Linked DNA regions of Homo sapiens: region 2 is linked to region 1. A link is an interaction called in ENCODE POLR2A ChIA-PET data of the cell type or tissue named here. Cell type or tissue: PC-9. All regions are shown on one strand. Region 1 overlaps FUT8 (fucosyltransferase 8). Region 2 has its middle 76 kb from the start of PLEKHG3.

What was found. Peaks named below come from ENCODE experiments on the same cell type or tissue, not always from the same donor. Only the 100,000 strongest peaks of a DNase experiment are listed, where the experiment ranks them.
Region 2: POLR2A ChIA-PET joins it to region 1 with 7 read pairs; 1 of 35 experiments calls an interaction of 5 or more read pairs at or near these places.

The regions. Positions count from the first base shown.
Region 1 is chr14:65,528,293-65,533,292 of GRCh38, reverse strand. The region is part of intron 2 of FUT8 (fucosyltransferase 8); the gene reads right to left. It also overlaps the pseudogene EIF1AXP2. Among named protein-coding and RNA genes, the nearest start is that of MIR625, 60 kb to the right of the region's middle. In PC-9, no CTCF peak of the experiment used is centred here; no DNase peak of the experiment used is centred here; H3K27ac peaks cover 549 bases.
Region 2 is chr14:64,626,158-64,631,157 of GRCh38, reverse strand. No RefSeq gene overlaps it. Among named protein-coding and RNA genes, the nearest start is that of PLEKHG3, 76 kb to the left of the region's middle. In PC-9, no CTCF peak of the experiment used is centred here; a DNase peak (open chromatin) is centred at 1,897; H3K27ac peaks cover 1,143 bases.

The DNA.
Region 1 (5,000 bases):
ATGATCGTGGACAGGAAAAATCAATGTCATTAAAATTAAAATTGCCATACTGCCCAGAGCAATTTACAAATTCAATGCTATTCCTATCAAACTACGAACGACATTTTACAGAATTAGAGAAACTATTTTAAAATTCATATGAAACCAAAAAACAGCCCAAATAGCCAAGGTAATCCTAAGCAAAAAGAACAATGCAGGAGGCATCATGCTACCCAACTTCCAACTATATCATGCGACTATAGTAACCAAAACAGCATGGTACTGGTAAACAAACAAAACAAAACAAAAAACACAGACACACAGACCAATGGAACAGAACAAAGAGCCCAGAAATAAGACTGCATATCTACAACCATCTGATCTTCAACAAAGCCTACAAAAACAAGCAATGGAGAAAGGATTTCCTATTCAATAAAATGATGCTGGGATAACCGGCTAGCCGTATGCAGAAGATTGAAACTGGACACATTCTTAGACTACATACAAAAATCAACTCAAGACGGATTAAAGACTTAAAACCCAAAACTATGAAAAAGCCTGGAATACAACGTAGGCAATACCATTCTGAACATAGGACCTGGGAAAGATTTCATGACAAAGACACAAAAAGCAACTGCAACAAAAGCAAAAACTGACAAATGGGATCTCATTAAACTAAAGAGCTTCTCTACAGCAAAAGAAACTATCGACAGAGAAAACAAACAACCTACAGAATGACAGAAAATTTTGCAACTGTAAAGGTCTATGAATCTGACAAAGGTCTAATTTCCAACATCTATAAGGAACTTAAGCAAATTCACAAGAAAAAAATAAACACATTAAAAAGTGGGTAAAGGATGTGATCACTTTTCCAAAGAAGACATATATACAGCCAACAAGTATATGAAAAAAAGCCCAACATTGATCAACACTCAACATCACTAATCATTAAAGAAATGCAAATCAAAACCACAATGATATACCATCTCACATTAGTCAGAATGGCTATTATTAAAAAGTAAAAAAAATCAGATGCTGGCAAGGTTGCAGAGGAAAGAGAATGCTTACACACTGTTGGTGGGAGTGTAAAATTAGTTCAACCACTGTGGAAAGCAGTGTGGCCATTTCTCAAAGAGCTAAAAATTGAACTACCATTCGATCCAGGAATCCCATTACTGGGTATATAACCAAAAGAACATAAATCATTCTATCATAAAGACACATGCATGCCTACGTTCACAGAAGCACTATTTGCAATAGCAAAGACATGAAATCAACCTAAATGCCTATCAAGGGTAGACTGGATAAAGAAAATGTGGTACATATACACAACAGAACACTATGCAGTCATAAAAAAAAATGAGATCATGTACTTTGCAGTAACATGGATAGAAGTAGAGGCCATTATCCTTAGCAAACTAATGCAGGAACAGAAAACCAAATACCACATGTTCTCACTTATAAGTGGGAGCTAAATGATGAGAACACATAAACACAACGAAAGGAACAATAGACAATGGAGCCTACCAGAGGGTGGAGAGTGGAAGCAGGGAGAGGAACAGAAAACATAACTATTGGGTACTAGGCTTAGTACCTGGGTGATGAAATAATCTGTATGTCAAACCCCCCATAACACAAGTTTACGTATATAACAAACCTGTACAGATACCTCTGAACCTAAACTAATAGTTCAAAAATAGTAAAAGGTAATGAAATCAAATTTTGTGGCCATTTGTCAGAATTAATGCATTTGTAGTTTTCTCACCTAAAATTACAACCCTGACCCTCATCTCTTCAGAGGTATCCAAATTATGGCTCTACATTTCCTCATTTTTTTTTAAGACTCACAATGTACAATTCTGATGCCCTGGGCACACAACACCTAAATCACAATGCTAATTAACTGGCTCATCTTCAAACACTCCCCTAAGATTTTCAAGTTCCTCTTCTAAGAATAGCATAGACATATAATAATCAGATATGGTACACTTCACACCTAGTACAGGAACTCAAATATTGTAAGCACTAAATAATAAAGAATGAAGCTAATGTCACCAAATGACTCAATCATAAGCATAAGAGCCATTAATTTAAATCTTTCGTGAGTACCTCATATCCTTTCGAAAAAAATTTTTAAACGTCCTTTTTTTAATGTCATATTTAATGAGACATTCCCAATTACTTCCCACCAATTTACATTAGCATTCTGCTTACAATTTCCAATGCTTTTAAGCTACTTGAAGGAATTTGAAAGAGTAAGAAGTAGTAAACTTAAACACCATATTTTACTATATCTCAACAGATAGAATATAAGACCAATTTTTTTATTGGTAAAAAGTTCCCATACTTTTTACCAATAAAAAAATTGGTCTTATATTCTATCTGTTGAGATACAGTAAAATATGGTAAAGTCATGAGGTTTTTGGTGTTGTTACATCAAATTCTGGGGAGAGATGGAGAGAGGAAGAGAGGGGGAGGGAGGGAGAGAGAGAGAGAGAGAAAGAGCGAGAGAGAGAACGTAAGAGCATACACGCAAGAGCACCATAAAACAGGCAGTGATCTTCAGTAGGGCATTAAAGTACTAAAAAGATTCAACTCTTATAAATCATTAGAGTTATATCAACTTTAATTTAACGCATCAGTTGACTGGTAACTAATATTAGATGAAAAGCAGCCAAAGCAGGCTTTACTTAACAGCTATGTATGAAAGAATAACACAAATGTTGTTACTAAAATTAATTTAAATAACATTTAAAAATGAAATTTTACATATAATAGCATTTGAACTCACTTTGAAATGGGTGAGACATATCACTTGCTAAGGATTTTCTCAATTTTAAAAGTATTAGGAGACCTCTACCTTCACCCATGCAGCAGTAATAGGATCGAGAATTACCCTCCAAATGTAAACAACTAGAAAACTGGACAAACAATGTATATGACATTGCACAACTGATGATCTGACATTGAAAATCAGCTCAAAACTGATTTCTGTAATAAGGGAAACAAACAAACAAAAAGGTGAGCCCTATAATTGCCTGAGATTTCTCTCTGAAAGCACTTTTGGGACTGTAGTATGTAGGAGGTGAAACCCTAATAGAATCTAGTGCCATTGCTGAGTTAAAAAACACAAGAGGTCATAATACAGAAAGGCCAACACAACAAGAATTTTGGGGGAAAGTTCCTGAAGTGAGAGAGTTACAGAAAGACCTATTTTCTTTAAAAAAAGGATATCCTTAAATTACCTGAATATCAATACTAATCTACATGTGCATAGGGTAAAAACCAATGATACAGAGCAAAACCAATTTCCAGGAAAGAAAAATTATGATGTAGTTAGTGCTGAGTAATTTCCAGAGCTCACAAAGGGCCAGGAATCATTTAAGTTCTCACAGGCAAGACAGAGTCCTCAATGAATCCTTGGGACATCCAACAGAGAGTCACTCAATAGAGGTCCATCTTAGAAATGAGGGTAAGAATGCACAAGAGTAAATGTTACTCTAGACTGCCCTAGAAAACCTTAAAAATGTTAGCACAAAAAACAAAAGATGAAAAAAGAAGTTAAAGATTTGCTGCCACTGAGCATGCCTCTAAAGACCTTGGTTGCAAAACATCCCCCGCTAAGTGACCAAGCCTCCTGGGACTACATATTCATGCACACCCCTCAAAATAGCAGCCACCACAGCCAACACAACCACCAGAGAGGAGTCCAGGACACCGTAAGGCTGCCATTGCTGCCATGCCCAAGAGTAAGGTAAGGGAGGTAAAAACAGATGCAGGAGGCCGGGCGTGGTGGCTCACGCCTGTAATCCCAGCACTTTGGAAGGCCAAGATGGATGGATCACCTGATGTCGGCAGTTCGAAACAAGCCTGACTAACATGGTGAAACCCCGTCTCTACTAAAAATAAAAACTATTAGCAGGGTGTGGTGGCATGCACCTGTAATCCCAGCTCTTCCAGAGGGTGAGGCAGGAGAATCGCTTGAACCCATGAGGTAGAGGTTGCGGTGAACCAAAATTGTGCCACTGCACTCCAGCCTGGGCAACAAGAGTGAAACTCTGTGTCAAAAAAAAAGAAAAAGAAAAAGAAAAATAGAGGCAGGAGTAAAAATAAGAACCCCAAAAAGGAGAGTTGGTATATAAAGGGGATAGACAAGAGTAGGTAATCAAAATGAAGGAAAACAGATGATTAGAATCAATGTGCTTTGATGGTGTAAAGAGGTTATGTCATATGAGAGGAAAATTGAGAAAAAAGAAGTGAATAAATACCTCAGACATTATACTGGTTGGTCTGTGAGACTATTAGGATAACAAATCTGATGTTATTTTAAAATACCATGCACATGAAGCTAGAAGTCTAAAGGCATATGGCAAGTTTCTAGAATCTGCTAAAATCAATAAAACCAATATACTTGGTCCTAGAGATGATAAAATCCAGTATCTTATGATACTCAAGATGATGATAAAGATCTTGATGATATCTAAATTAAATTCAAAGATTTACATCCAAGTTTCCAATGAAGCCATATAACTTCAGTTTCCCTTAAGTTATATGGCTTCATTGTCATACAGAAAGTTAACCAGTCTTCTGTGTATCTTATCAATTTTATTTTGATCCTCAATGGTTCCAAGATGGCCAAATAGGAGCAGCTCCAGTCTATAGCTCCCAGCCTGAGCGACGCAGAAGACAGGTGATTTCTGCATTTCCAACTGAGGTACCAGGTTCATCTCACTGGGGATTGTCAGACAGTGGATGCAGGACAGTGGGTGCAGCCCACCAAGCGTGAGCTGAAGTAGGGTGAGGCATCGCTTCACCTGGGAAGCTCAAGGGGTCAGGAAATCCCCTTTCCTAGCCAAGGGAAGCTGTGACAGATGACACTGGAAAATCGGGTCACTCCCACCCTGATACTGCACTTTTCCAATGGTCTTAAGCAAATGGCACACCGGGAGATTATATCCCGCGCCTGGCTCGGAGGGTCCCATGTCCACGGAGCCTTGCTCATTGCTAGCACAGCAGTCTGA
Region 2 (5,000 bases), 900 kb after region 1:
CAGCTGTACCCAGGTCTGATCTGGGATTTAAATTATCAAAGAGTGATGAGAACAGTCTTCCACCATTCCATAGAGGAGGGAGACTCCCAGTGAGGGTGACACCAGTGAGACCTCTACTGTCTTTCCAGACTTGGGGCAGGACACTAGGCAAAGAGCTACTCACTTCCACACCTTTGTTGTCTTTTGCTACTATTGAGTGACAGTGCTGAACAGGGAACCTCTGAGCAGACTGCCACCTGACAACCTTTATTGGTTTAAAATAACCTGGAGTAACTCTTAATCCTGCTTCTGGCAACAAGAGAATGACGGAATTCAAATGGGTCCAAGACTTCCAGGACTGAACTGCTGTCCTCTGCAATCCATTCTGTAAACCCCCCTCTTCCACCTGCTAATGTGGTATCCACAGCAGAGCTGAGTCCTGGGGGAGACTTCTCTTTCTGCATAGTAACAGGTGTAAAAATAGCAGCTGACCCCTTCAGGGATAGGTGTCAGGCAAAAATGTCTCGGGGACCACAGTAGTTGTAGTCTGGGGATGGTAGGGGCTGACCTGGGCTTGTATCCAGCTCTACCATTTACCAACTATGTGGTCTTGGGCAAGGGATGATCTTTCCAAACCTCCTTTTCTCATCTGTACAGTAGGGAAACAAGACAGATTCGCAAAAGTGGAATGAATGAGAGATAGAGACTTAAGTATATATACAGTTGTTCTTCGGTACCCATGGGGGATTGGTTCCAGGACCCTCCACCAAAATCTGCAGATACTCAAGTCCCTGATATAAATGGTGTAGTATTTGCATATAACCCATGCAATCCTCCACTATAAATCATAAATCCTCCCATATAAATCATCTCTAGGTTACTTATGATACCTAATACAATGTAAATGCTATGTAAATAGTTGTTATACTCTGTTGTTTAGGGGATAATGACAAGAAGTCTGTACATGTTCAGTACAGATGTCATTTTTTTTCTCAAATGCTTTTGATCTGTGATTGATTGAGCCCAAGAATTCAGGACACACAGGTACAGAGGGCCAACTGCATTTCAAAGTTACATTCTTAACCAATGCAATAGAGTGAAAAATAGGAATTTAGCTCTAAAGAAATGGTGGGGTCACAGGGTGGTGACATATCTAAATCCTAGTCTGTCGGAGCAGAACAACAGAAGGTAAGCATATTATTTAGAGGGAAAAAGGTAGCTCCCAGAAGCAGCAAAAGCAGAAAAAGTAAAAGTAGTTACGTTTAGAGTTTGGGACTTCAGCTGGGGAGAGATGCAGCTGTTGGATTTTATTGCTGGACTTTCCAAATTTCTTACCTTTTTCTTTTTTTTTGAGACGGAGTTTCACTCTTGTTGCCCAGGCTGGAGTGCAATGGCATGATCTCGGCTCACCACAACCTCCACCCGCTGGGTTCAAGCGATTCTCCTACCTCAGCCTCCCAAGTAGCTGGGATTACAGGCGCCCACCACGCCCAGCTAATTTTTGGTATTTTTAGTAGAGATGGGGTTTCTCCATGTGGGTCAGGCTGGTCTCAAACTCCTGACCTCAGGTGATCCACCCGCCTTGGCCTCCCAAAGTGCTGGGATTACAGACCTGAGCCACCGCCCCCAGCCAAATTTCTTACTTTTTAATCATGTGTATGTATTACCTTGACTCCCTTTATTAAAAAAGAAAATAGCTGTGCATTATATTAACTAGATTTCTAATCTATCTCTTACAGGGTTGATTTTAATTTTCTTTTCCCTGCATGTGAGACATGCTTTGCCACAGCACAGGGCCCTTGGAAACAGTTTGTTTTTATAGCTTCTGTGTCTCTGTAGGTTTCTATAGCTCCTTGAAGTCTGTTTTGTGTATCTCTTGATTTATAAGATGTTCGTGAATCATTCCAAATAAAGACTTCCTTCTTGCAAAAATATGTAAAGAAATAGCAAGGGATGATTCAGAGTTTGAGGCGAGCACTTTCATCTCCAAAGAGCTAAGCAGTGAGCTGGGCAGCACGCAGTCACGGCCAGCCTGGCTAGCACATCATCTGCGCTCAGCTGGGCCTGGCCATGGCCTCAGAACCAGTCTGCCCCCTGCTTGGCACTCTCCAGCAAACGCACTTCCCTCCCCCACCCCTGTCTCCAGGCCACACTGGAAATCTCACACCCATTAACCTCAAGTTCACAGGCCTGTAGCGTCCACAGATAGTCTTCAGGGGACCCACAACCCACTAGAATTACATTTGCAACCTTGTGTTTTCTGGGAAGAGTGTGCAGATAGTCTTTAGATTTTCAGTGAGCTGTACATAGGTCTCCAACTCTCCTCAAAAGGCAACTTGAAGTGGTATTTACACCCATAGAAACAGTAAAGACTGTGATTCTCTACCCCTTATCATGCTTTCAGCATAGGATGGTGGCTAGAAGCCCCACCTCTGGACTAGACTGCCTTGTCTTTAAGCCTTCCTCCACCATTTCCTAGCTATGTGACCTCAAGCAAAGTGCATCACCTCTCTGTGCCTTTGTTTTCCCAATTATAAAATGGGACAAATAATAGTACCTACCTTCTTGGCTCATTGTGAGGGTTAAAGGAGTTAATATAGGTGAAATGCTTAGAGCCTGGCACCAAGGCAGTTTCAGGTGGTGTTTGGCCCCGCCCTGCTGAAGTCTGACAACTCACAAATGGTCACCCCATTGCTGTGTGCATATCTTCCATGTGCTTGGGGATGTAGCTGAAGCACATCCTAGGGGTCAGTGTGGTGGTTCAGGGTGCTCTAAATGCATAGGTGACACTACAGAGATCCCATGGAGGGGAGCGGAAACTGCCAAAGGCTGTGTGTTGGGTAGGGAGTAGTCATGGCAGCTTCTGCACTGAGCCCTCCCCCAGTGGCTTCCTGGGGCTCCTTCATCTGCTGGACCTAGAAGAACTGTGTATCGTTCTCCTCGACATCGTCCCATCTAACACACCCTCCTCTCTGCCTACTTGAACCTCCACTCATCCTTGGAGACTTCGCTTGAGTCCCCCACTGAGGAGTCTTTTGTGACCACTGCCTCCCCATGTGAAACACACTGCTCTTTCTATGGGACTTGTATTAATCTGTTCTCATACTGCTCTAAAGAACTGCCCAAGACTGAGTAATTTTTGTTTGTTTGTTTGTTTGTTGAGATGGAGTTTTGCTCTTGTTGCCCAGGCTGGAGTGCGATGGTGCAATCTTGGCTCACTGCAACCTCCACCTCCTGGGTTCAAGCTATTCTCCTGCCTCAGCCTCCCAATTAGCTGGGATTACAGGCATGAGCCACCACACCTGGCTAATTTTTGTATTTTTAGTAGAGACAGGGTTTCACCATGTTGCTCCTGACCTCAGGTGATCCACCCACCTTGGCCTCCCAAAGTGCTGGGATTATAGGTGTGAGCCACCTTGCCCAGCCGAGACTGGGTAATTTATAAAGGAAAAAGGTTTAATTGACTCACAGTTCCACATGGCTGGGGAGGCCTCAGGAAACTTACAATCATGGTGGAAGGGGAAGCAGGTACCTTCTTCACAAGGTGGTAGGACAGAGAAGAGTGAAGGAGGAACTTCCAATCACTTATAAAACCATCAGAACTCGTGAGAACTCACAAGAACAGCATGGGGGAACCACCCCCAAGATCCAATCATCATCCTCCCTTGACACATGGGGATTACAGGTCCCTCCCTCGACATGTGAGGATTACAATTCAAGATGAGATTTGGGTGGAGAAACAGAGCCAAACCATATCAGGACCCTTTGTGTTTACTGTGTTTAGTGCAAGCCATGCCGTGTGCAAAGTGAGCCTCATGCATTAGCTCATTTAATTCTCACAACAACCTTTACAATAAACAGAAATGATGATTATCCTTCATTACAGATAAGAAAATTTAGGCTTAGATAAATATTTAAAACTTCATCTGCCTGAGGCCAGGACCCATGCTTTTATCCACTTCTCTAAACAACCTCTCTGATTCTGCCCAACTCCTGCAATGCTTTTTTTCCCCTTAGTTAAAAAACCTCCTGTGGCCCTCTTGAAGACAGGTTCATATCTGATTCATTTTTGTATCCCAAACATCTATTATTGTGCCCAGCATATAGTAGGCACTCAGTAAATGTTAAATGGATGGAGTGATCTGGAATTTGGGCTCTGCAAAAATTTTGCCATGACTTTCTCCAGGTCATAACCTTTTAAAAAGGCTTCTAGCCTATATCAGGGTAAATGCTTACTTAATTCAATAAAAAGTATATATTTACTTAGTACCTACTATGTGACAAGCACATAGGTCTCCAATACTCCTGACAAAGGAACTGTAAGTGGTTTTTACACCTATGGGAACAGTAAAGATGGTGATTCTCTTTCCCTTATCATGCTTCTAACATAGCACAGTGGATCCCCACCCCCAGACTAGAGGTTACAGCAATAAATAAAACAGCAAACCCCTCCACCTCACCCTCTTGAAGCTTATATTGTCTTTTCATTTGAAGAAAGCCTCACTGGGCACCTCCCCTTGGCAGTGCCATTATGACACTTCTTGCTGATAGTGTTTGTATTAGTCCATTCTCATGCTGCTAATAAAGACATACCCAAGACTGGGTAATTTATAAAGAAAAGAGGTTTAATTGACTCGTAGTTCAGCAGGGCTCGGGAGGCCTCCAGAAACTTAACAGTCATGGCAGAAAGGGAAGCAAACATGTCCTTCTTCACATGGTGGTAGCAAGAAGTGCCAAGCAAAAGGGGGGAAAAAAGCCCTTAAAAACCATCAGATCTCATGAGAACTCACTCACTATCACAGGAACAGCAGCATGGGGGTAACCGTCCCCATGATTCAATTACCTCCCACCAGGTCCCTCTCACAACATGTGGGGATTATGGGAGCTACAATTCAAGATGAGATTTGGGTAGGGACACAGCCAAACTGTATCAGTGGTGAAGACTAGACCTGTCCTCTTAGAGTTATCATACAATCCAGATGAATAAATACACAGGTAAAAATAAAAGGCAACTCCCACAC